Regions from separate parts of the Homo sapiens genome. Here regions 2 and 3 are each linked to region 1. Evidence: chromatin loops called from intact Hi-C (ENCODE). Cell type or tissue: natural killer cell. All regions are shown on one strand. Links, peaks and the distances in the headings refer to the core of each region. The heading gives the core; the rest is flanking DNA. Region 1 overlaps ELMO1 (engulfment and cell motility 1). Region 2 has its middle 65 kb from the start of AOAH. Region 3 overlaps AOAH (acyloxyacyl hydrolase).

Evidence for each region. A loop is a pair of places that touch in the nucleus more often than their neighbours do. Peaks named below come from ENCODE experiments on the same cell type or tissue, not always from the same donor. Only the 100,000 strongest peaks of a DNase experiment are listed, where the experiment ranks them.
Region 2: it touches region 1 in a loop (7-fold over the local background); 6 of 110 quality-filtered maps call a loop at or near these places.
Region 3: a loop joins it to region 1, with 3 times the contacts of the local background. A loop is called at or near these places in 7 of 110 quality-filtered maps.

Annotation. Positions count from the first base shown.
Region 1 is chr7:36,857,804-36,868,744 of GRCh38, forward strand. It overlaps ELMO1 (engulfment and cell motility 1), which reads right to left. Exons shown (of 22, transcript NM_014800.11): 21 at 3,856-3,933. Among named protein-coding and RNA genes, the nearest start is that of MIR1200, 56 kb to the right of the region's middle. In natural killer cell, for the core only: no CTCF peak of the experiment used is centred there; DNase peaks (open chromatin) are centred at 6,388 and 7,428; H3K27ac peaks cover 3,991 bases.
Region 2 is chr7:36,785,600-36,793,814 of GRCh38, forward strand. No RefSeq gene overlaps it. Among named protein-coding and RNA genes, the nearest start is that of AOAH, 65 kb to the left of the region's middle. RefSeq lists an enhancer at 2,373-2,522. In natural killer cell, for the core only: no CTCF peak of the experiment used is centred there; DNase peaks (open chromatin) are centred at 2,642, 3,562, 3,682 and 4,782; H3K27ac peaks cover 3,723 bases.
Region 3 is chr7:36,674,100-36,682,023 of GRCh38, forward strand. The region is part of intron 2 of AOAH (acyloxyacyl hydrolase); the gene reads right to left. Among named protein-coding and RNA genes, the nearest start is that of AOAH, 46 kb to the right of the region's middle. In natural killer cell, for the core only: no CTCF peak of the experiment used is centred there; DNase peaks (open chromatin) are centred at 4,002 and 4,572; H3K27ac peaks cover 2,060 bases.

The DNA of each region.
Region 1 (10,941 bases), core at 3,704-8,703:
TGGTCACTAAATATCATTTCCCACTACAAGTAATCAAGGCTTCACAGAGAAAAGGCAGGAAACATAAAGATAAACCTGGAACACTCCATCATACCAGAATGCCAGAAAGTTATCAAAGACGTAAGGGGTCCTCCCAATAGGACTCAGATGCCAACCCAATGGTGTTCCTACTTGTTCCAGACAGGATAACTTAGAAACTAATAACGACAGTAACTGCAACATATTGAGACACAATTCTGTTTAAAAGCATGATTTCCTACTCAACCCCTGCCCCCAAATGCCTCATTGTTCTTCTTTGAAAGATGCTTACTATTTTGAAAACTGGTAAAGAGAATCAAGTATTTATCCTGCCTACCATATGTAAATTGTATAACTTTAGGATAACCAAATAGTTGATGAGGCCAGTTTCTCTTTATATATCCCTTTAATAAAGAAGGAATAATAAAATTAGGATATCAACCTTTTGCAACCTCTAATGGTTCCAAGGATCCAGACAACGATCATTGTTGGCTGCTAATATCCAAGAAAGGGGAGCAAGAAGTCACCATGAAAGTACAAACACCACTGCTGCTGCTTAGAAAGGGAGCCTGAATTTGATTAATCCTTTAACTACAATTCACAAGACATACAGGGGACCGATGAATATATGAATTATATTGCAGATTGCGGTGGGAAAAATAATACCCGCCTTCCAAAGACACCCACATCCTACTCCCTGGATCCTGTGAATATGTCAGGTTCCATGGAAAAGGGACTTAAGGTTGCTATCCGCTGACCTTAAAACAGAGATTATCTTGGATTATCCAGGCAGGCCCAATGTAATCCCAAAGGTCCTTAAAAGTGAGAGAAGGAAACAGAAGAAGAGTCAGAGTCAGAGTCAGAGAAGTGAGAGGTAGAGGGAGATCTGAGTACGAAAGAGGAGGCTGAAGTGAGGTGATGAAAAGGTTCAACCAGCCATTGCAATGGATGGAGGCCAAGGAGTGCAGGTGGACTCTTGAGTGAAAAAGACAAGGGAAAATTCTTCCCTAGAGCCTCCAGAAAGGAACACAGCCCTGCTGATACCTTGATTTTAGCCCAGGATACTCACATTTGACTTCTGAAGTCCAGAATTCGAAGATAATAAATTTGTGTTCTTTAACACTAAGTTTGTGGCAGTTTGTTACAATAGCAACAGTAAGCTAATACATAAAGTTATAACCAGCACAGTCTAGACTATTAACATTACAGGTCTAATGACCTGTTTTTCCCAATAAATAAATTTCAAGGAAAAAAGGCACATGCTCATGATTGTGAGAGACAGAGAGAGAGAAAGAGAAACCTGTAGATTCAGAGAAACCTAGGAAACATGTCAACCAACTGCAATGCATGGATCTTATTTGCATTCTGACTTGAACAAAGTATGAAAGAAAAAAACACAAATGAGACAATTAGAGACATCTGAAAACTGACTGCACATGGTTTAATAAATAAATACCACATTATTAATTTATTTAAGTGTGATCAGGGTATTGCAGTTATGGTTTTAAATTGAGTCTTTATTGTTGGGAAATGCATACAGGAACATTTATACATAAAATGATATCCAGATTTGCTTCAAAATAATCAGGGGTGGCAGCTGGGTGATGGTGGAAGAGTGGATGGGAGCACAGGTGAACCAGATTGGCCATGAGTTGGTGATTGTAGAAACTGAGTGATGGGCCTGCCAGGAATGTGCGAGCTCAGTGTCTGCTCTTTCTCTTCCTAGCTCCACAGTGCAGGGGTTAAGTGTAGGGCTTCTGGAGCAAGACTGCCAGTGTTTAAATTCCAGCTCTGTCCTCTTACTACTTGTGTGACCCTGGACACGTTTCTTAAGCTCTCTTGCCTCATTTCCCTCTTTTAAATGGGGATTCTTTTAGAGTTATATGAGGGTTAACTGGGGTGAAATATACATATAAAGCATTAATGGTGCCTGGCAGAGAGTAAGCCAGGGTCGTTATACTTACAGTTGACCCTTGAACAACATGGGTTTTAACTGTGTGGGTCACTTATACATGGATTTTTTTCTTCAATAAAACTTATACCAAGTGTGCCTGTCTCTCCTGCTTCCCCTTCCACCTCTTCCACCTCTCTAGCCTCTGCCACCCCTGAGACCTCAAGACCAACCCGTCCTCTTCCTTCTCCCTCATCCTACTCAATGTGAAGACAATGAGGATGAAGACTTTTATGATGATCCTCTTCCACTTAATGAATAGTAAACATATTTTCTCTTCCTTATGACTTTCTTAACATTTTCTTTTCCCTAGCTTACCTTATTGGAAGAATACAGTATAAAATCCACATAACATACAAAATGTGTGTGAATCAACTGCTTATGCTATGGGGAAGGCTTCTTTCTGGTCAACAGTAGGCTACTGACAGTTAAGTTTTTGGGGAGTCAAAAGTTATGGGCAGATTTTCAACTGTGTGGGGGGTTTGGTGCCCATAACCCCCATGCTATTCAAGGGCCAACTGTGTTAACCTTTCTATTGTTGAGGTATTCAGTTCTGGGAGGTCTCTCCGTGCTCATTTGATAAATGAGAATGTCTGTAATAGAACTTTCTATTGTATGGAATAATTATGGAAATAAAATGAGGTAATAGAAGGAAAGTGGTCTGAAGTAATTAAAAGTGTTCACAAGCATATGGCATTTTTCTCTTCATTGTATCTATAAGAAGTGGCAGATATGAATAAAAATCTGGCAGTCCCAGAGCATTTATCCTGATCTGGAATTAATGTACACTGGGGAAAACAGCCTTGCAGAGATTTAAATAACATCCAAAGTTCTACTATTTTAAGTAGTTTTGTACACAGCTCTATACATCTTGAATATGGTGGCCTGTGTAGAACCACAATTTTATTTAAAAACAGAAACAGTAGAACACAGTATCTATTTTCAGAAAGATGAAGACAAAGTCTTACCCTTCAGCAAACTAAATGTCAAGTGACACAGAATTATATTTAAGCACCGTTCTAAATGCAGGATTTGTGTCTAATCTTTCCTCTCTCTTTGGGATATACAATTTTATTCAAAAGCTTCAAACCAGTGAAAACTAGATACTGAATAACTTCTAAATGAGCTAAATGTCCTAGGGGAAATGGGGAACAAAAGTCAGATTCTATTAAAATGTTCTCTTCCTTTCTAAAGCTGTTTATGCAACCACACGCAAAACAAAAATTTGAATGGTATCATCTAAAAATAAAAGTTTCAAGCATGATGTTGGGTTCCAGTTTATAAAAGAAAGTTAAATCAGCCATAACTGCTACTTTATCTTACAAATGCATTTTCCTAGATTTATGCTAAATATTTTAAATATAGCTGACAGCGTGCTACAAGAAGAGAAACAAATTATACATATAACAAGATGTCAGAAAGGAATAAAAGCATCTCGAAAATAAAATCCCAACAGCAGAGACAGCCCTAAACCTCTTAAAATAGCTTAAAGAAATTTGGTAGAAAACCTACTTCCTCAGATGTTTTAAAGAAGAGAGACCAGTTTATCTTGGGAAAATCCAGACCAAAAACGAAAAATTCAATGAAAACCAAAGCTGTAACCAGGGCCGCTTCTTTCTCTGGATTAACAAGTATACCTTTGCTGCATTTGAGGCCTTTTACATCCTTTTTCTTTACCATGAACTATCAATCAAGCTACTAAGAAGTTGAATCTGTTGCAACGGGCAGTTTGTCAAGAGGTTTCTATTCTCCTCCAAGTCAGCAAGATGCCCCTTGGTTCATCATTTTTTCAGGCAGGTCTATTTTTCTTAAGTAAAATTTCTTTCTATATTTTTCTTGAGAAAAGATAACATTATCTCATAAATTATCACCCCCGAGACCCTTACCTCATGCTTGTCAGGAGCGATGAAGTTCAGTTGGCAGTTTGAGTCATACAAGATGGAGAAAGCGAGTTCAAGCACCTCCTACAAGAGATGAGAGAAAACAGCACCTTAAGGAAAATCGGCACATTTCATTTTGCAGTTGCAAATGGCTGCACATTGACCATGGCATAGGGCCAGCTTGTCTAGCCAAGCGGAGCTGCAATGAGGCTGATGGAAGGAGGAACCATGCTCTTCAAGGTTCACGGCATGATTCCTTCTCTCCATTCACGGCGGTCTGTGAACTATCTCATTTAATTCGCATGCAGCCCATGTAGCAAGTGTTTTCATCTCCTTTATGAGGTGGGGCTTAGAGAGGCTCAATGAGTGTCCAAGGTGACAGCACCGCCTGCCTCCTCGCCCGCCACCAAAACTGTGTTATTCTCCTTTCTTCAGCATCTCCCTTCCAGAGAGGCCACAAAAACAAACAAACAAACAAACAAACAAAAACCCAGTAAACTCCCAATCAACAGGATTAAGGACTGCCCTTCCTTCTATCATCCTAAGAAAGACAGAGAGGCCCACAGAGGTATGAATTCCCTAAAATGTGGACGCTATGCCAGCTTTAAGGAGGCTGCTAGGTGAACCCATTATCTTTATATCTGTCCTTTGACCTTTAAGCTACTGTACAGCAAAGGCTACACAAAGCTTAGGTCTTACCCAGCAGAGACTGCAAGGTATAATCGAGAAGCACGGGCTTACTCATTGGTGAAAACCTACGGAGTGCACGCAATGAGCCAGGCCCAGAAGTCTAGGAACCAAGTGACATTTTTCATTTCATTGCAGGTGAATGACCAATGACCAAGGCACTCAGTGCCATGTCTAATATGTACATTAAGCCACACTTCTCAAACTGTACATGCTGTACCAATACTGGGTAAGACGATCATTCTAGTGGTCTGAGCGGTCAGCAGAAGATGAGAGTCATCAGCTCTTCTCAGCATCCTGAGGACTCCTAGTCTGGAAGAGAAGAGCCAAGTGTATCCAAACCAACGCTCTACACTGTTCCAGCATGGAGGTTCCAGTGTGCCTTCCTTCTCTGTGCTTCTATTAGGCACCAGTGATGACCATCCCTCTCCCCTCCTGTGATCTGTGAGCCACACTGCTCAGTAATTGCCCACAAAACATTCTTTCTTAGGGAGCCAATCTCTTCACATCATTCTCTACCTTAATATCTGTTAGAGGGTTTGTCTTTGGCCTGTGACTCACAGCAAAAATGCCCCAGAAAGATAAAAGGCAAAAAGATGAGGTCAGTGCCTACAGATTTCAGAATTTCAGACGGATTAAAGAATTATTCCAAAGTGGCTGCATCCCTGTCCTGACACAGTCCATCATCTAACTATTTCTGGCTCTCATGGAGTTCTCAGTGTCTGGTTCACCTCCAGCTGTCCCTCATTGAGAGGGGGCAGGTCTTGTTCTGAGGATAGATCTACCAGCGTCTCACACTCAAAAGGTCTCCTCACCTTGACAGAAATAGAAACAAGCGAAGGAAAGAATGCTGAGTCGTGGAATGGGAGCTATTCTGCAAAAATGCTCTCCTCATTTTCTATTCTTCTTTAGGCCCTGACTCAGGCCTACCCAGTAAAGACAATAATGTAAAAAGGAAGGGCGCCGAAACAAGCAAACAAACAAAAACAATTTGCCATTAAGTATAGCATCTGTTCCCATAACCATCTCTCTTGGGCCTTTTAATTTACAATTAAAATAGTCACAGACTTACTATTAGTACTATAAATTCATATCATTCTTTTTAAAAAAAAATCAATATGAAAATACATATCAAGAACCAGAGATGCTATGCCTGAGATAATTTCAAAAGAAAAATTCAAAAGAAAGCAAAAGCCAAATATTATTATCTGAAAGAACATTATGAGAAACTAACCTCTCCCTCTTTTGGGTAATAAAGAAATCATAAATTAGCCACCAAGGGAAATGTATTTGGCCATTCAGTAAGATAATTATAGGGAGCCAAAGTTAAGTGGAGAAAAGCACGAGACATGAACACCATGTACACACTGATCACAATTATGAACAATTCCTACTTGTGGACAGAGACTGGAAAGAAATATGGGAAATGAAAATAATTATGGTAAGGTGATAGGTCATAGGTCATTATCTCTTCTTACAACTTTTTTTTCAACAAAATGCTAAGCTATAATTTCAAAAATTCATACAAATTGTACTCAGATTTGGCATGTTCATTAAAATGATGATTTCTTTACTAATCTTAGAGTCATTTATTAGGAAAACTCTCTGACTCATGCTTGAGAGATTGAAGAAAGAAAAAGGAGGGAGTGAGCTTTGCTTCTGAACAACCAGTCAGGATATTACAGTGGCGTGAGGGGGCCCTTGGAGGTAAACAGGAAAAGGTAAAGTTCATCCAGGCCCCTTTGGGCTGACCCTGGGTGACAAGTGCCTGACTGCTCAGGGAAATCACGTGGCTGATCACCCCTTGCTGACAAGAGCCGGTGTGAACAGCACTGCAGCCCAGATGTGCTCCGGACAGGGTGCTGAAGTCACTTGAGACCACAGTGTCAGCGTGGTTATTGCTGTGATACTTTCTCTTCTGCAGGGGGATGGAGAAGGAAGGAAAAGGAGCAGGCAAACTTTCAGCTTTGCCCTTCTATGACATATACCACTCACGACATGAATGATCAGAACTGTCATGACCTAGATTCCTGATAAACACAGGCAGGAAATGGGAAATTCGTGAGAATGTCAATTCCCACTTTAATTTCACCAAAGCTGCCTGGGAGGGGGTGGGAGGAATTAATTCTCTGAGCTGCATGTCTGTGTTAAAGGGTGTTATCGCTTGTAATGGGTTTTATTGATGTCTCTGGCTTGCTGTTGTTGAGTCATTGGTGAAGGTCAGCTCTTCAGCACTTGGAGCGGGGAGGCTGCAGAGCCAGGAGCAATAGCACCTCTCAGGCTAATACTCCAGAAACTGCCACCTGTCCACACTGTCCATGAGGGAGAAGGCGCCAGGTGGTGGTGGAGTAGACTGTCACTGATCTGTGCCCCCCTCAGGGCCTACTTGCCTCCACACACCACAACACTCACTTAGACATCGAATGTTCAGGGGCTTTGTTGCTCATGACCGAAGCTCTTTTATTCCTCTGGATTTAGTGCAGTGAAAAATTACATCTAGAAGCAGCTTCTCTCCATTCTCTGCTGCACTGATGCCTGCTTGCCACCTTGTCATGTGGAGGAAGCCTGAGTCCTAGGGAGAGTGGAGGCAGAGGAAAGTGAACATCCTTCCATGCCCTGAGGCCCCTGACCTTTGTATTCAACACTCTGGCCCTGGGACAGAAGACAAGGCACGCTGTGTCAGCAGATGCTCAGGAAAATGGTTCCTGGGTTTGGGGACTGCCATCTTCCATGGGTCAAATGAGGAACCGACTGATAACAAGAGTAGAGTTGTATGCAACATATTTTCAGTGTGCAGTGTTGGCTGCCAATCCTTACATTGTTTGACGGTAACTCACCACATATGGCCATTTTGCTAGCATTCACTTAACTATGTTGGTTCTCTATCTATCCAGGTCATCATGAGGGTAAAACCTTTTGATAAAAGACACAGGATATAACTCGGCATGTGTGTGGGTGTTAAATTATGGTCACAGAAATAGCAGTAGATTTCAGAACTATAGCTTATTGCTGTCCAGATATCTAAGAATTTGAGTTTCTATTTTAGAAGGCAAAAAACACTCATTCATGTAGTACATAACAGAGATTACCTTCTTCAGGCAGTTACAACTCTCCAGCCCCAATCTATCTTAGCAGCGTAACCGGCCAATAGTTCTCCAATCCATATTCTTCTCCCCATCCCCATCCATCCTATACTCTGAATTCAACATTCCCAATTAGAGGATGCTTTTCACATGAGCAAAGGCCCTTGTGCCTTTTCAGACTTTTTCCTCCTTTTGGAAAGTCTTCTCCTCATTCTCTGCCTGGCCAATTCCTTTTCAAAAGCTAGATCAGATGCCATGTCCTGCATCACCTTTCTCAACTCTCCCAGGCTCCATGTTTAATTTTTTTTGGCATAGACATATTGAATTGTAATTGCATATTTAAATATAAATGTTATCTACTGGACACCTAGGGCCAGGGGCCAGGTCATATTTATCTTTGGATTCCTGGCACCTAGGACAAAGGAGATGCTCAATACATTGCTGAATGAATGAATGAATGGATGATGAATGAAGTAAATGTGAATAAAGGACTTTTTGGCTAAGACCAGGGTTTTCAAACTGATGCTAGAACATCAGCTTCAGTAGAATATGCTTCCTATTTCAGGTTTAAGCATCACACTGGAAAAACAAATGCTTAATTCTGGCAAATGGGAAGATGGAAGCTTCTCATACACCAAATATACTCCTATCTGAATCAATGGATCTTCACTCTGGTGATTTCATGTTGACTGTTGACCTAAAAGCCCCAAATTCAGTGAGACAAGCACCAAGAATGCCCACCTTAAAGCACACAGCCACAAATCAGCTTATTTTTATAAATTATAGAGTTTGAATTTAGAATCCTTAATCCTTGCAAATCAAAACCTTCCAACTGAATTTCCATCTACTCATGGCAATTCTTTTCAAGTCTCAATGAGAAACTTTCTGATCCCTGTGTGAAGAACCCACCATTTCTTGTCTCCGTAAAAATGTGCCTGCTGCACTGAACTCTGTTAAACATAACAGACTCTAAGCTCCAGAAAGACAGGACCCCAGCTACCCCATTTAGTCCTGTGCTATTTCAGGCACTCCCATGCTGACTGAGTGGATGACTGACTACATGAACAAATGCCTCTGCAATAGACACCTCAAGGGAAAGGACCAATTTTCTTCTTTCTGTTCTCAGGGCCCTGCTGGGAACATCAGCAGAGACCGAATGGGTGAGAGGATGATCAGTTATCAACACTCTGCCATTAACAAAGTATCTCTTTTACAGATGCCAATGTCTCAGTTTGCCTTGCTCGGTGATTAAGTTAACCATGGGTCTCATGGCACAAAATGTCAAAAGCTGTTCCACAGCTGGAAAAACTGTCCAAAGAGCCAGCAATTTGCCTTGGTTGTCATCCATCCACTGTGTACTGACAGACCTCTTATGAACACATTCTGGTCAATTCTCCTTTTAGGCTGCAGGTCCCCTTTTCCTACCCAGAAGTCCCAGAGGTAGACAGGAGGGCACCTCTGGAGTACGGGGAAAGGGGTGTGGGTTGGGGGGTTCAGCAGGTAAAATCGTGGCTTTCCTTCTGCCTTTTGATGTTTTGCTTGATGACATGGTATATATGAACACTAGTAACATTGCAAGACAAGTAAATTCCATGTATATGCTAATTAAAGGGCCAGGCTGCTTGAAATTCTGCTAGTCTTATCCCTCATGGCAGACTGGAAGAGCCCAGGGTAGCTAGAAATACGGGCCAGTGAGTCCCAGGAAGTAGCCTCTATTTGCAGTCTTATCTGTTTACAGTGGCGTACTCCATCCATCCATCATTCTCCAGCTGTCCATCCATCATCCATCTATCCATCATCATCCATCCTATGTTTTATGAGTGTCATGACAATATGTGAAAAATAAAGGTTGCAAAACATCATTTACTCGGTTTTACTTTTTTAGTCTCCTTTAAGGAGAGAGGAGTCTGATACAAGGCCAAATATACTACCTCACATGTTCAAATGAAATCATCTCCACATCTGTTATATGGGTGACTCTCATTTTTTTCTTGGTTAGCCAGGCTAGAAGTTTATCAATTTTATTCATCTTTTCAAAGTACCAGCTTTTGGTTTTGTTGATTTTCTCTACTGATTTCAGTTTCATTGATTTCTACTCTAAATTTTATATTTCTTTTCTTCTGCTTGCTTTAAGCTTAAATTGCTCTCCTTCCTTAGTGTCCTGAGGTGGAAGCTTTATTGATTTTCGTTCTTTCTTCTTTTCTAATGTAGTCATTCAATGCTATAAATTTCCCTCTAAGCACTGCCTTCACTGCATCCCACACATTTTGGTAAGCTGGATTTTCATTTTATTTAGTTTGAAACATTTTGTAATTTCTCTTGGGAATTCTTCCTGGAACTGTGGGTTATTTACAAGTGTGTTGTTAAATTTCCAAACATTTGGGGGATTTTCCAGCTGTCTTTCTGCTGCTGATTTCTAGTTTAATTCCATTGTGATTTGAGAACATACTTTGTCTAACTGCTATTCTTTAAATTTTTTAAGACATGCTTTACGGTCCAAAATGTGGTCTATCTTGGTGAATGTTTCCTTTGAGCTTGTGAAGGATGTGTATTCTGCCGTTGCTGAGTGGATTAGTCTATTAATGTCAATTAGATCAAGCTGATTTATGGTGCTGTTCAGGTCATCAATATTCTTGATCTTCTGCCTGCTTGGTCTACTGATTACTGACCAAGGGAAGTTGAAGTCTCCAATATATTAATAATAATGAATTTGTTTATTTCTCCTTTCTGTTCTATCAGTTTCATAACTCATGGATTTTGATATCTTCATGTTAAGTTCAGACATGTTAAGGATTATTATGTCTTCTTGGACATCTGACTTTCCACATTCCACGGTGATGGTTTGCCTGCAACCTCAGTTCTAGGATAGGTCCAAGAAAACTTGTTGATTTCCGCTTTGTTCTGCTTCTTCTTCTTCTTCTTCTTCTTTTTTTTTTTTTTGAGACAGAGTTTCACTCTTGTTGCTCAGGCTGGAGTGCAGTGACATGATCTCGGCTCATCGCAACCTCCACCTCCTGGGTTCAAGTGATTCTCCTGCCTCAGCCTCCCAAGCAGCTGGGACTACAGGTGCCTGCCACCAGGCCTGGCTAATTTTTTGTATTTTTAGTACAGACGAGGTTTCACTATGTTGGCCAGGCTGCTGGTCTCGAACTCCTGACCTTGTGATCCGCCCGCCTTGGCCTTCCAAAGTGCTGGGATTACAGGCGCGAGCCACCACACCCTGCCCGCTTCTCCTTATTCTGAGGATGGGAGCACAACTCTCAAGCTCTTTATATGTTGGGGCTGAAACAGGAAGTCCCTCCACACCTATTTTACATAATTC
Region 2 (8,215 bases), core at 257-5,256, 76 kb before region 1:
AATGAAAATAATCAGTTAATTCATTCAACAAATATTTTAAAAAGGATTGCTATGTTCCAGACACTGGGCTAAGTATACTTGACTCGACAGGCTTTGTTTGGGGTTTGTAAGTAGATCTATTGGGCACAGCCCTAGAGGCAAATTCTTTCTTCTTGAATATTATTTCTATTTACAGCATTTCAATAGCAATAGCTCTGTGCGGATTAGACTGCCAATGAAGTTCACTACCTTTTGCTTCTGCTTGCTGTTCTACATAATGGCACATTGTGAAAAGCCGCAAGTATAGAGCGGGCACGACTTCTTATAATTAAGTATACGGGTAAAAGCACAGCTGAATTTGGAATTTTGCATAAGGGAGTTTTCTAGGCTTTTTTTTGGCTTTAAAGAAAAAGCACAAATAAGGAGGCAGAATACAGGAGAGGAGACAGGAGTCCGGAACAAAAGCAAATAACCTAATGAGCTATTCAAAGGCAAATTCACAAACTGCGCTTCTCGAAGCCTTAATAAGAAGGATGGAGGCCATCAAATCAGGTGAGGAGTTCATATTATTACTGAGAATGTGCTGTCTGGAGAAAGGCAATGGAGTATCACCAAAGAAGCAGCATTCTGGTAAAAAAAAAAAAAAAATTCTAGATCAGAAATCATAGAACATGTTTCTTTGTTCAGAGCTTCATAACTCAGTCTGCGGAGTGGATAATGAGTGTGTAGTTCCCTATTCTACCCTCTGGCAACTTTGAAGGCTGTTCCTTTTCTTTTTAAGTACTGCCCCATCCTCTCCCATCATAGAAGGCAAGCAGAAGAACTTCAAACAGTACAAGTGTATCTTATAGCACACGCTAGATTAGTTCCTTTACTACTTTATATAAACTGATATTTCTTAATGAATGGATAAGGCTTGAGAATTGGAATATCCGCCTCTGCTTGAGGTCCTGCTGCTGTGTAAACTGTGGACAAGTCACTTAACTCCTCATTTCCCTTGATTCATTCAGTCATTCAATTACCTCATCTGTGAAGTGAGGGTAGTGTGTAGGGATCAACTGGAACACAGAGGGGGCTTTAGGAAGCCAAGAATCACATCAACTTGTATAGAAAATAGTCTGTGTAGTCCAGACGCAGTAGCTCAAGCCTGTAATCCTAGCACTCTGGGAGGCTGAGGTGGGTGGATCACCTGACGTCAGGAATTTGAGACCAGGCTGGCCAACATGGTGAAATCGCATCTCTACTAAAAATACAAAAATTAGCCAGGCGTGGTGGCAGGTGCCTATAATCCCAGCTACTGGGGAGGCTGAGGCAGGAGAATCGCTTGAACCCAGGAGGCGGTGGTTGCAGTGAGCTGAGATTGTGCCACTTTACTCCAGCCTGGGTGACAGAGTGAAATTCCGTCTCCTCTCAACAACAACAACAACAATAAAAAAAAAAAAAAAAAAAAAAAAAAGAAAAGAAAAGAAAATGGTCTCTGTGTGTATCTGCTTGTTGATGTGGATCAGCACATTTTACCAGATTCTCCAAGACTTTTGTGGCCCCTAAAAAGAATTATACAACTCAGAACCAAAATAGATTACTCAAATCCTATTTTAAACTAAAAAATTCTACAACTTTTGGTTTAGATTACAATTTTAGAACTGCCTCCCTCAAGTCCTTTTCTTGAACATCGATTGATAGTGCCTTTGCCAACTCTGGGTTTAGGTTCCTATCCTCTTCCCAGTTTTAATGATCTATAAACAAATAAAGCAGTGTCTTAACGAGGAGATGTCATCAACTATATTCAAAGCATTCTAATTTAGAAGGCCATTTTTTATGGTTTCATGAATATGCCCTATTTTATCTGTTTTAAAAATCATGGTTTAATATTTGTTTTTTTATAACGTGCAAGGAACTACATACAGCTTGAGATAGTTAATACGGTTTCAGACCAGGAGAAGATCTTGCAGTAGTATTGGCCAAAAGACCTTTCTGAGATGGTGGAAATGTTCCATGACTCTCTGCTGTCCAATATGGTGGCCATTAGCCACAGCTGGCCATTGTGCACTTAAAATGTGGCTAGTGCAACTAAGGAATTAAATTTCTAATTTTATTTACTATTAATTTATTTAAAATTAAATAGTCGCAGGTGGCAAATGACTATCACATTGGACAACACAGCCTTAGAGAATGTCCCACATGATCCATATTAGGCACAGGAAATCCCATAACACCTTCTAAAGCAGGCTTTCTCAACAATGATGCTATTGACATTTTAGGCCAGATAATTCTTTGTTGAGCGGGGAGGATAGTCCTGTGTATTGTAAGCTATTTAGGGGCATTCAAACCTTTACCTACTAGATTTCAGTAGCACCTTGGCCCCCTATGCCCGCCCCACCAGTTGTGACAATGTTTGCAGACATTTCCAAATGTCTCCTGCAGGGCATAGATGCCCCAAGTTGAGAGTAAGTTGTCCTTGAAATTACTCAGGGATTAGGCACCCTGCCAGATAGACCACTTTTATGCTAGGTTCTTGAAATTATTAGGAGGTTATTTCATACATCTTGCTGCTCATAATTTCTTCTCCTTGCTAGTCTTTATACTTGGTAATTGTGGTAAGCTGCTGAGGAGGAAGGTGAAAATAAACAAGCTAGTTGAAATGTGTCAGTGTCAACAGGAAACACATCAATAGTGGTTAAGAGTGTGAGCACTGAAACTACAGAGAATGGGTTCAGTTTCTGGCTCTGTCAAGAACTAGCTGTGTGATCATTTGCAAGTTAATTCAGTTCTCTGTTTCTCAGTTTTCCTGTTTGTAAAATAGAAATGGTATAACCAGAGTTGTTTTAGGATTAAATGCAATAATGCCTATAAAATGCTTGGCTATTATTATTAGCAAAAATAATAACAGCAGCACCCTACTTTCTTGTTGTCCTAATTGTTGTTAAATATAGTATCTCATGTGACCTTCCCAGTTATTTTTTTGTTTTTATTTTTTTGAGACAAGGTCTCACTCTGTTCCCAGGGCTGGAGTGCAGTGGCTTGATCACAACTCACAGTAGCCTTGACCTGCCGGGCTCAGGCGATTTTCCCACTTCAGCCTCCCGAGTAGTTGAGACTACCAGTGCATGTCTTCGTGCCCAGCTAATTTTTTGTATTCTTTTTTGTAGAGATGGGATTTCACCATGTTGCCCAGGCCGATCTCAAGCTCCTGGGCTTGAGCGATCTGCCTGCCTTGTTGTTCCAAAGTGCTGGGATTTACAGGAGTGAGCCACTGTGCCCGGCCCTCATAATTTTGTAGATATTGTTATTCGCATTTGATGAGTGAAAAATGTTGATGCTCATACCGCTTAAGTGATGTGGTCAAGGGCCAGCTTGGTTGGTAAGAATGTCAGTTCACCCAGTTCCAATTTGAATGTTCTTTCTGCCAGAGAGAAAGACCTCCGCACTATCACGTGATCTTACCTTCTGTGTCTGTGATGTTCAGTCTGAGTGGTCCAGGTAGGGGGAGCCTACGTATTATAGGAAGATCCGAGGGTGCAAAGGGCTGAGAAGCCACCTACCAAGATTTCAGCCTGAAACACTAAAGCCAGGGGTTCTCAGAAGCCTGTGGAAAGCTGCTGTGAAGCTCCCTCTGCACTGGGGGCTGGATAAAGCCACCAATGCAGGATAAAGGCCTCTGCTAGGTTCCTCACTGGGGTTGGCATGTGGGTCCTCCTGGGAATGGCATTCTGGGAAATGTAGTTCCTGCTTTGCTTCTGAGGTGCAGAGGAGACCTAGACAGGGCTGGTGGTGATGCTGAGTTGGCACCTGAAAACCCAGCACACGTCCAAGAGAGTCATTCCATCACCAGGAGATTAGAGGAGGCAGGGTGGTGTGTGGGAAAGGCCTTGGGTCCAAGTGCCTCCTGTGGCACCTACGCGCCAATTGGGCAAGTCACTCCACCCCTCAGGCACTTTGCCTATCAGGATCAAATAATATAAGACACTGGCTGATTCTCACATCGTCTGTAACACAGTGGGCACTCAGTTAAGGTTGTTCTTGCACCTCCAGCTACAAACAGACAAGTGTATTCTGAGGGCTATTTGTCCGGAGAGCTCTTGAATATTTTGACACCAATGCTCTTAGAGCAGAGATTGCCAGTTGCCCCCATCCCACTCTTCTTTCCGCCATAGCAATAGAGGCCCCATGGCAGTTCTGAGGAAGTCACATTCTGGCCTCTTTTGAAGCTTGGTGCAGCCACATCCTCACCTGTGTCTGTAGCCAGAAGTGATGCATGCAATGTCCAGGCTTGCCTTTGAAAGGAAATGGATTTGTGCTGCCTCCCTGCTCCCTCTTTCTGCTTGTTGTGATGGGCCGTACTGATGCGAGCAGGGCAGCCAAGCATCAAGCCAGGAGGAATTGGGCTCCTTGTCCCTCTGGGATTGCCGCACCAGCCAGGACAGCTTGAGCTCAGACTATCAGGTAAGTGAAAAACAAACTTATCTTGTCGCAGCCCCTGAGGTCTCTTTGTGATAACAGCTTGGCCTGTATTCTAACCATATATCATCAGATTCAAAAACTCCTACATAATTGCTCAATTATGATATTAAGGCAGCTTTCTGTAGGGGTGTGAAAGCTTGCTTGAGACAGATTTCAAGCCAGAATGGCCAATATCTCACTTAGCCAGCTAACTTTATTTTGAGAGACAGAGCCTGAAAATATTGGGTGAGCAAAACCAGTGTCGAAGTTAGGGAGAAGCATAAACGTCAGGCATGGACTCTGAAGGGAGCTGAGATGCCCCCCCAGGGGAAGCAGGCAGCCCTCTAACGCTGCAAGGTACACTGCTCACGGTGACAGGAAGGGTGATGAGAAATGCTTCAGATGTTTAAGTGACATCTGAATCCAGTGACATTTCCTGGCTTCCATGAGCACTGCTACTATTAAAAACAAACATATTTGACGGATGGAGCAATGCTTCCCGCAGCTGATGCCTGGGCGATCTGTGTTTATCAGAGCTGCATGCATGCTTCTACCAATAATCATAATTTAAAGATTCAAAGTGATAAAAGCATCACAATGAAATATCTGCCTGCCTTCACTGCAGGGCTGGCTTCACAGACACAAAGAAATGGAAGGTATCGCCACAGTTGTGGGGATCTCGGCATACATGTTTATGGTGCCATTTACTACGTCGTAACCTCCTCAGTAGTATTGATGTCCTTTCTCTAGACCGTGAGTCCTCTGTGAATTACTTGCCTTTGCACCTTCTGCTCCTAGAATGATCAATAAATATCTAAATGAATGAGTCTAGTTCAGCCTTCTCACTTGGCAGTGATTTGTTCAAAGTCAAAATTAATTAACTGCAGAAAAAAATCTGACTCCTTTTTCTCTGGTAAGCTGAGAATGACGGTTTTCTCCAGGCCTAGATGACTTGGGCAAATCTCTTATTAGGATTCCTATAACCCAGATCCACATAAGCACACAAACACAGAAAACCACACACCTATATACACAAACATGCACGTAGATACACACAAACACCCAAGCACATGAGCAAAAACAAAACCACACAGGCTTTTACACAAAACACGCACGCATAATCACATGGGTTATACATGTGAATTTCAGATACAAAATGAGCAATTTTTTAGTACAGATAAGCCCTAAATAGGCATGCGTAAATACACACGGACATACTTATACTAAAAGAATGATTTGCTGAAATAATTTACCTGCAATTCGAATTAAATTGTGCACCCTGTATTTTTATTTGCCAAATCTGGCAACTGTAACACAAACACACATTTAGATTCACATGCACAGACCCATGCAGAAACACACAAGCACAGACACCCAACGATACACACAAACACATACACACCCAAGACCTAGTTTCTTTTAACAGATCCTGCCAAGACCAAACTGGCCATTAGAATCGTAGTTCTAGCTTTCCCCTGGAGAGCTGGGGAGATGCCAAGGTGAGAGGGAGTGATGAAAGGACTGGTGTGGCTTGGGAAGGAGGCAGGAGGATGAATCTCTGCTCACAGTGGTCCTGTGTGGTGGGGCAAAGGGGAGCCCCCTTCTGCAGGCAGGGATGTGAGGAGTTGCTTTAGAGAAAGGATACCTCCCCCAAGACACACACAGACACATATACACACACATGCACAATCTTACTTCAGCATTTGGAATCACATCAGTCACCGTGAGCAATTTCTTCTGCATGATTTTGTAAACAGGTTCAAGCTCCAGAGAGAAGCTTTTCCCTCTAGAAATCTGTGATGCTGAGTTTACAAGTATCCTTGGCAATGAATGATGGGGTGGGCTTGGATGAAATTCTACCTCAGTTTAGGGAGCTACCGTGTAGCCCCGAGTTACAGAGCTGGTGGGGAATTCCTGACTCTACTTTCCTTGCTGCCCCTCACCCCATGACCCTTTTCCAAGACACAGCCACAAATATTGACTAAGTTCACCTCAGAACAGTCTCAATCTGCCTTTTGCTCTTCATTCCCATGGTCATGGCGCTCCTTAGACCCCTGTGATCTTTCACCTGGATGTTGACCTCAGCCTCTTCCCCCTCACTTCCAACCTGCCAACAAATTTATCTTCTGAGATGTTACCAGAATGAGGCGTCCAGTGTACAGGTTTGATCATGGTTCTCTCTCTCTTAAAATCCTTTGATGGAGGTCAGTTTTCTCCACAATGAACATGAGCATGGCCTCTAAGACCCTTCAATATCAGAACCCATTCCAACCTCAGTTCCCATCTTTTCACCTCAGACATTCTGTCTGGCCACAACAAAATGAATTCATTTTCCCACAAACATCCAGCCAATTACATGGCTTAGCCTCTCTCAGCATTCTCTAGGCATGGAGCATCCTTCACCGCCTCCCTTGCCTAGTGAATTAATTATCCTTCAGATCTACTTCAAATATCCTCTCCAACCCCATCCCACACTGCCTCCCAGTCCTGTGGAATTAGACACTCACTCCTCTGTGCACCCACAGCGTTTGCATACACTTCTTTCTCACTTACCATTATAGTTATTTATTGACATTTGCAAGTGCCTCTCCCCCACAAGCTTGTGAGCTCGTCTGGGGCTGTGGTTAATTCTTATTCATATATGAACCACCAGTGTCCAAGATCGTGCCTGCCACAGAAGACGGTCTTAGGAAGGGATGTTGTTGGTAGAATTTTACTGGTAGCAATGTGCATTGGAGTTCATGGAAGAGGATTTGGAATCAAAGAGACCAAGATTCAAATCCAGCAAACTCCATTTATTAGCTCCAAATTGCATAATATCTCTATAGCAAGGCAGAATAATGCCCCGTCCCATCAAAGATGTCCATGTTCTAATTCTTGGAACCTGTGAATATGTTGCATACATATCAGAGAGAAATTTTGATTGCAGATCAAATTAAGGTTGCTAATCGGCTGACCTTAAGGTAGGGGGCATATCCCAGGTTATCTAGGTGGGCCCAAAGTCATCTCAAATTTCCTTATAAGTGAGAGATGGAGACAGAATTGAGGATTAGAGTGATGCGATGTGAGGACTCAACCCACCATTTCTGGTTTGAAGATGGAACGGGTCACAGGCCAAGCAATGTGGGCCGCCTCTAGAAAGCTGGAAATGATACAGACACAGAGTCTCCCCAGAGAGCCTCCAGAAAGGGATGCAGCCCTGTCAACATCTTGATTTTAGTCTGGTAAATTCCATTGCAGACTTTTGACCTCCAGAATTATAAATGAATGAATTTGTGTCTTAAGACATTATGTCAGAGGTAATTTGTTACAACAGTGATAGGAAATGTATACCAGCACTAAACCTGTCCCTTCTTTGGCAAGGAAGCCAGTAATGGTCCCAGTTACCCAGGATGGTGGTGAGAACCATGTAAACTAAGCATGTGGTGCCTTGGCACAGTGCTTTGCACAGGATAAAGGCAGTGGTCAAAGCAGCAGCTACAGTAGTAGTAGTTCTAGGAATAATAATATTATTGCCATTTAAGGTAGTTGGGGAGGTCAGTTGGGAGTTCAAAGAAATACCCTATAAGAAGCAATCTGAGTCTCGCAGGAGAGGGCAGTGGGTCCCAGGGAAGACATGAAGGTGGCCATACTGACTAGGGGGATTCAGGAAAAGGAGGTGGGTGTCAACTGTTGAAGATACCCCCGCTCTGTCACAGAGAAGCTGCACAAGCCTAGGTGAGTTAGGGAGCTTGGTCCCATCCCTTCCCTCCCCTTTGAAACATCCTGGCCAATCCTATACTGTTTTTTGTGTGTT
Region 3 (7,924 bases), core at 2,249-7,248, 190 kb before region 1:
CTGAGTGATTAATTTATGATTAATTTAATTTTAAGGATTTGAAGGAAATGTTTCAGCTAATGTATGCATTAAATATCACTTCTATCTCAGGTTTATGTGAATGCCACCTAACCGTCCAGGTTAAAGATAACCAATTTATTCTAAAAACACAGTTTAATGCTGGGTTTTCCTTTTCGTTCATTCTTTCTTTCTTTTTTTTCTACAGGGAATACCTGAATGTTGGCTATGACCTCATTTGTTGAAGTTGAAAGAAATGAGACTTGCATTAGTCAATCATCTGAAATGTAGCTCTGTTAGAAATGGTCTTTTCTGGTGTTTATTCAAAGGAAAATACTTCACTTGGGGTCCTTAGTTTTTGCTGTTGTTATCCCAGAGGTAAAAGGAGATGACAGTTACAGGTGATCCTGCACTGCCACCTTCATCACAGGACATAGATACACTCCACACAAATACTCCTACTAACAACATAATCTCCCCTGACCTATGAGAGCACATGAATGTTTTGTGAGTTCCTCTATCCACCCAATGAAACTTGTTAGCTCTTTGGTCCTGTTTCTCCAGTTTGTGAGTCTATTGTGGAGCCCTGGTAATTCAACTCAGGATCTTAGCAGAGTTAGGGACAGATCAGCTGTCCTGGAAAGAGCTAGAAAACCCTGATTAAGGAGAATCTATCTTGTCATGATGTGTCTCACATAGGGGGGCCCGGGCCTTGCTGGATGATGGAGTGGTGAAACAAGATAAATATGGGAATGCTCCCTGGTACTTCAATTTTGCTTAATGTTAAATAATGTGAAATATTATTTTTGTATTAAAATAGATCTATTCTATGACTTTTTAGACAAAAAAGTACGAGACTTTAAATACACTGTGCTCGGCTGGGTGCAGCGGCTCACGCCTGTAATCCCAGCACTTTGGGAGGGCAAGGCGGGTAGATCGCCTGCGGTCAGGAGTTTGAGACCAGCCTGGCCAACATAGTGAAACCCCGTCTCTCCTAAAAACACAAAAAATTAGCTGGGTGTAGTGGCAGGTGCTTGTAATCCCAGTTACTAGGGAGGCTGGGGCAGGAGAATCGCTTGAACCCGGGAGGTGGAGGTTGCAGTGAGCCGAGATCGTGCCATTGCACTCCAGCCTGGGCAACAAGAGTGAAACTCCGTCTCAAATAAATAAATAAATAAATTGTGCCTTTGAAGTAGGCAATTAAAACTGTGTCCTCACATTATGAGTGACCTTAAAGAAATAAAAAGGATTATAATGGAATGTTATGAACAGGTGCATGGCAATAAATTAGGTAACTTAGATAAAATAAAAAATTCTTAGAAAGACACATAATGCCCAAATGGACTCAAGAATAGACAATTTTAAGAAACATATAACAAGTAAAGAGATTGAATTAGTAATTAAAAACTTCCCACAAAGGAAAGCCTAAGACCAGCTAGCTGCACCAGATAGGATTCATTGGCAAATCTACAAAAAAGTTAAAGAATTACTAACAATTTATCAAGAATTCTTCCAAAAAATGGAAGCAGAGTGACCATTTCTTAACTTATTTATGAGGTTAATATTACCCTGATACTAAAACCAGAAACCTTCCTCCGAAAGAATGTAGACCCAAATCTCTCATGAATATAACCACAAAGATCCTCAACAAAATACTAGCAAATAAGATCCAGCAATACAGAAATTATACACCATGATCAGGTGGGATTTATCCCAGGAATGCAAAATTGGGTTAACATCTGAAAATCAGTTAATGTATTACTCCCATATCAACAACATAAAAAAAACCATATGATTATCCAATATAGGCAGAAGATATTTGACAAAATATAACACTGCTTCATGATTTTATTAGGAATAAAAGGGAATGTCCTCAACCTAATAAAGGTTATCTACAAAAAACCTGACAACTTACATGATATTTAGTGGTGAAAAATTAAATACTGTCCCCTCACTATCAGGAAAATATAAGAATATCTGCAGTCACTACTTTTATTCAACGTTATAAGTTCTAGCCAGGAGAATGAGGCAAGAAAAAGAAATAAAAAGCATTCAGATTGGAAAGTAAAGATGTAAGACTATCTTGTGGCTGATATGATCTTCCATGTAGAAAATCCTAAGGAATCTATTAAAAACTATAAGAACAAATAAATAAGTTCAGTAAAGCTGCAGGATACAAGATCAATATGCAAAACCAATTGTATTTCTATGTAGCAGAAGTGAGCAAATAAAAACTGAAATTAAGGAAAACAATTCCATTTACAGTAGCATCAAAAAGAACTAAATTCTTAGGAACAAACTTAACCAAAAAAAGTGCAAAATATATACTCTGAAAACTACATTGTTAAAAGAAGTTAAAGTAGACCTAAATAAATGGAAAGACATTCCATATTCATGAATTGGCAGACTTAATATTGTTAAGAGGGCAATTCTTCCCAAACTGATCCACAGATTCAATGCCATCTCTACCAAAAACCTAGCTAACTTCTTTGCAGAAACTGAGCAGCAGATCCTAACATTCATACGAAAAGTCAAGCGACTCAGAACACCAAAACAATATTGAAAGAGAAGAACAAGTTGGAGGACTGACATTGGGAAACAATTTCAAAGCTAGACAGCTACTGTAATCAAGATAGCATGGTATTAACATAAAGACAGACATATGGATCAATGAAATAGAATCAATAGTTCAGAAACAAACCCTAACATTTAGTCAAAAGTGCAAAGACCATTTCATTGGAGGAATTTAACAAATGGTGCTGGGACAACTGGACAGCCACAGGCAAAAGAATGAATTTGGACACTTACTTCACACTATATACAAAAATTAACCCAAAACGGGTCAAAGACCTAAATGTAAGAGTGAAAACCGTAAAATTCATACAAGGAAACACTGGCATAAATCTTACTGACTTTGGGTTAGGCAACGTTTTCTTAGATATGACACCAAAAGCACAAGCAAAAGAAGAAAAAAAAAACAGAGAAACTTGACTTCATTAAAATAACAATAAGTTTTGCACTTCATAGAACACCAACAGAAAGTAAAAAGACAGCCCACAGAATGGGAGAAAATTTTTGCCAATCATATATCAAATGACCTATCACAGTGCTAGAATATATAAAGGACTATTACAACTCAATAATAAAAAGACAAATAGTCCAATTAAAATATGTACAAAGAATCTGAATAGACAGTTTTCCAAAGAAGATATACCAATGTCCAAAAGCCACATGAAAAGATACTCAACATCATTAGCTACCAAGGAAATGCAATTCAAAGCCAAAATGAGATACAACTTCATGTCCACTATAATGTGCTATAATAAAAGAGAGAATAATATGTGTTGGTGAGGATGTGGAGAAATCAAAAGCTTGTACAATGCTGATGGCAATGTAAACTCGTGCAGCCAGTTTGTAACCAGCCTACCAGCTCCTCAGACTGTTTAACATAGAGTTACTATGTGATCCAGCAATATGATCCAGTTTATATATGATCCAGCAATGTGATCCAGTTTATATATATATATAAACATATGTCCACACAGAAATGTGTACACAAATATTTATAGCAGCATTTTGCATAATAGCCAAGAAATGTAAACTCCTCAAATACCTATCAGCTAATAGATCAACAAACGTGGTATACCTATACGATGCAATATTATTCAGCCGTAAAAAGTAATAAAGTTATAATACATGCTACAACATAGTGAATCTCTAAAACACTATGCTAAGGGAAAGAAATCAGTCACACAAGACCAGATATTGTATGATTCCATTTATATGAAATGCCCAAAACAGGCAAAGTCATAGACACAGAAAGTAGATTAGTGGTTTCTTAGGGCTGGAAAGAGTGGGTGTTTGGGGGCGGATGCTAAAAGGCATGTAGTTTCTTTCTGGTGTAATGAAAATGTTCTAAAATTGATTGTGGTGACTGATGAACACGCAACTCTATGACTGTACTGAAAGTCACTAAATTGTACACTTTAAATGAGTGAACTGTACAGTATGTGAATTGTAGCTTAATAAAAGTGTTTAAATACAGATTCCCTCTCCCTTGGGATCCTTTTTAGGGGTGCTACTGTGGAGAGGGTCAAGAAGCTCTGATGTCACAGTATACTCAGAGACCTGCATTTCATTCAGTACCAGCCCACTGGCTTCTGGCCTTGGAGAAATTGCCTCCCCTTTCTGGACTTCCATTTCCTCATCTGAAAAATGTGGGTGTAGGATTTGGTCTCTATCACTATAATGTCTGCTAAGTTTGGGGACTTTTGTAAGAGATATTCCAAATTAAATGAAGGAGCTTTGGAAAAAAGTTAAAAGTACTGCTAATGCAGAACTGGCTTAGCCTAGAGCAGAGCAATTTAAAAATGGACATTAGGGTGTTCTTTGATAAAGTTCTAATACTGGCTGAAAGGCAGAGAAAATTCATCTTCTTTCTGGTAAGATAAGCAGTGTGTGTGTGTGTGTGTGTGTGTGTGTGTGTGTGTGTGTGTGTGTGTGTGCGCGCGCGCGCGCGTTAGAATTCTGTTTAGCTCAAGTCAAAGAGGATGGCTGCAGGTTCCTTCCTCCCTGAGCAGAACCATTTGAATAGTTTCCGGTAGTCTTCTGTGATTGTTAGCTTGAGAGGCCCCTGGAGCAATGGCTGATATGGGACAGGAAATGCTCTCTGAGAGCTAAATTCTGAGAGCAATCCGTAAGGGTACAAAGCAGAAATATGCAAAATCTCCAGAAAGAGCCAGCTATCCCCAGTCAGCCATGATCAGATGGTAACCTGATTGTTACTGATACACCTGAAGAAAAATTTGGCATTTACATATTGACAGTAGCTTAGCTAAAGTAAAAATTATACTGTTAAACTCTGCCTGTGACAAGGATCATACAAGAGTATTTAATTTCTACAGATTAAAAGAGACTTGGAACAGCATAGGAAAAAAGAAAATGTGGCTATTCCAAAGGACAAAATAAAGTTAAAATAAGACCAATTAAGTAGTTATCATACATTGGGTGTATACAGATGTATGTGTAAATAAAACATAGGACATTCCAATTTGTAAGTTACCTTCATGTTTACCATCACTTCCTTTCTCATAAGAATCTTTTCTAGTTCTAGATCCCTGAGGAATCACCACACTGTCTTCCACAATGGTTGAACTAGTTTACATGTACCTTAGAACTTAAAGTACAATAAATATATATATAAAAAATAAAAATAAAAAAAAGTATTGAGGCCTCAAAAAAAAAAGAATCTTTTGAGGGGGTAATTATTTTTATCCTCATTCTATAGACAAGAACATTAAGACTTAGAGAGCTTAAGATCACAACATAGCAAGTGGTTCAGCTGAGATTAAAATACTCCAAAAGGTCTTGTTATTTGTAGTATACATTTCAATGTGCTTAGGACATTTTATTTGATGCCTTATCTACCTCAAGTATAGCAGATATTGTTATACATTATTATATGTATAATATGTATACATTATTATATGTATAATATGTATACATTATTACATATGTATAATTATTATATACAAACTTGAAGCACAGTGCCACCAAGGGACCACATAATTATTTTTTTTTGAGACGGAGTCTTGCTCTGTCCCTAGGCTGGAGTGCAGTGGTGCAATCTCAGCTCACTGCAACCTCCACCTCCAGTGTTCAAGCAATTCTTCTGCGTCAGCCTCCTGAGTAGCTAGGACTACAGGCACATGTTACCACGCCCAGTTAATTTTTGTATTTTTAGTAGAGATGGGGTTTCACCACGTTGGCCAGGATGGTCGTGATCTCTTGATCTTGTGATCCGCCCGCCTTGGCCTCCTAAAAGTGCTGGGATTACAGGCATGAGCCACCACAACCGGCCAACCACACAATTTTATAAGTACATATTCTGGGATGCATTCAGACTTTCAGAACCTCCAGAGTAGGCATGAAGTGCCTTCTTTCTTTTAAGACTACATGAGTTTTTAACAATTATATTCCACAGAGATAAAATTTCTGCATAGGTGACCCAGGAAAGTGAACTTGTAGCAAGACTCTCAGGGCATATGATTCTGTTGACCCCTGACTAGTGAGAATGATTCCATTAATCATTTTCCATTAACAATTCCGAGATTCTTCCAAGGTGCTTCCTAATGAGAGCCAGAGGCAAAAGCAGTGGATGAAACTGAGGGTCAGAAATGCTTTGCACGATTAGAAAAAAACTGTCTTATAGGGCACAGGGAAAGGCAACATGATTTACTAAGAGATTATTCTCAAGAATGGTGCTTACGCGATTTCCCTGCTAAAACTTTGTTTTTTGTACTTTTTTAGCTTTGGAGGTGAAAGTAATACTTCACTGAAAAATAATTTAAAAATAATTGTGTGTTTATGTGCTTAATTTCATATCCTTCTGTCCCCCATTCACCTGGCCTACCAGACAGAAGGCAATGCAATATTGGATCCCAGTAGGCACTGTGGGTCAGGCCTATTATGTCTTCCAGGAGAAATCCTTAGCTAGGAGAACGTCTATCTTTGCCACCCCATACAACTGACATAACCATTCTGTTTCTGTGTCTTGTTTTTCTCATCCATAAAATGGAAGCAATACTGCCCATGGTGTCCTTTAACCTGAACTGAGTGTTCTATTTTCAGCTGGAGGTAAAACAAGAATTGATAAAATGAAAATAACTCCCAATAACCTTCTTAATCCTTTAAAATTGCTCCAGTTGAAAAGGCAACCCATCACTGAAAACCAAAATATTTATCCTGTTTCCCTTGGTGAGATACCGGTTTCCACTTCACCAGAATCTGACTTTCAGCCTCTCACTTGATCTTACCAGGCTCTGACATTTCCTGTTCGAAGTCAGAAGAAGCTAAGATGGTACCTTGAACCAGCAATCTTGTTTTGGGTTGTTTTATATTTTGCTAGTATATTAAGAAGAGGGAATAATCTAGGAAATAGGATTTTTAGTCGGTCGTTCACCTTCGGACGACGCAACTTTGCCAAAAAAGAGAACATCTAACTTGAGGTTATACCTGCCAATGCTGTCTATCACACAGAAAGGCAACCAGTTAAAACAAAGCTTAATGATAACTGTGACTGTTCTTCACTGTTTTCCTTCTGTAAAATAGTAATAATATTTTTCTTCTTCTTCTGTAACTCGGAGATGTGAAAATACAAAGTAAAGCTTATAACAAATTGTGAATGTTCAATAGAGGAATAAACAAATAAAATATAGAACTTATATGGTAAAGAAGTATAGAGTAATTAAGAGACTTGACCTAGGCCTATATGCCTTAACATGTATAGATCTTAAAATCATGTTGCGTGAAAAAAAAACTTGCTGAGCAACGCATACAGTAGACCATTGATGTCAAATTAAAGCCTTCGCAAGGGAGGAGTATGGAAAGATGGTGGTGGAGGCAGCAGAATTTTGAAATCTCTTTGAATCTCTACAAAAGAAAAAGGAGTGTAATCCCAGCACTTTGGGAGGCCGAGGCGGGCAGATCACCTGAGGTCAGGAGTTAAAGACCAGCCTGACCAACATGGTGAAACCCCGTGTCTACTAAAAATGCAAAAATTAGCCAGGCATCCTGATGGGTATAATCCCAGCTACTCGGGAGGCTGAGGCAGGAGAATCGCTTGAACCCAGGAGGCAGAGGTTGCAGTGAGCCGAGATTGCGCCACTGCACCTCAGCCTGGGTGACAGAGCAAGACTCTGTCTCCAGAAATAAATAAATAAATAAATAAGAGTACCTGAATAGCAAGACCGAAAACCCTCAGAAAGCAGTTACCACAAAGCTAGGTATATCCATGAACCCCAATGTGCAATTAGGTGAGAATAAACCACTTCGCAACTGCAAGACCTATGGGCCATCAACTTCTGTGAGGGAGAAAGTAGAGGGAAGCAATGGATGACAGATAAAACTGAGAACAGGAGAATCCCCA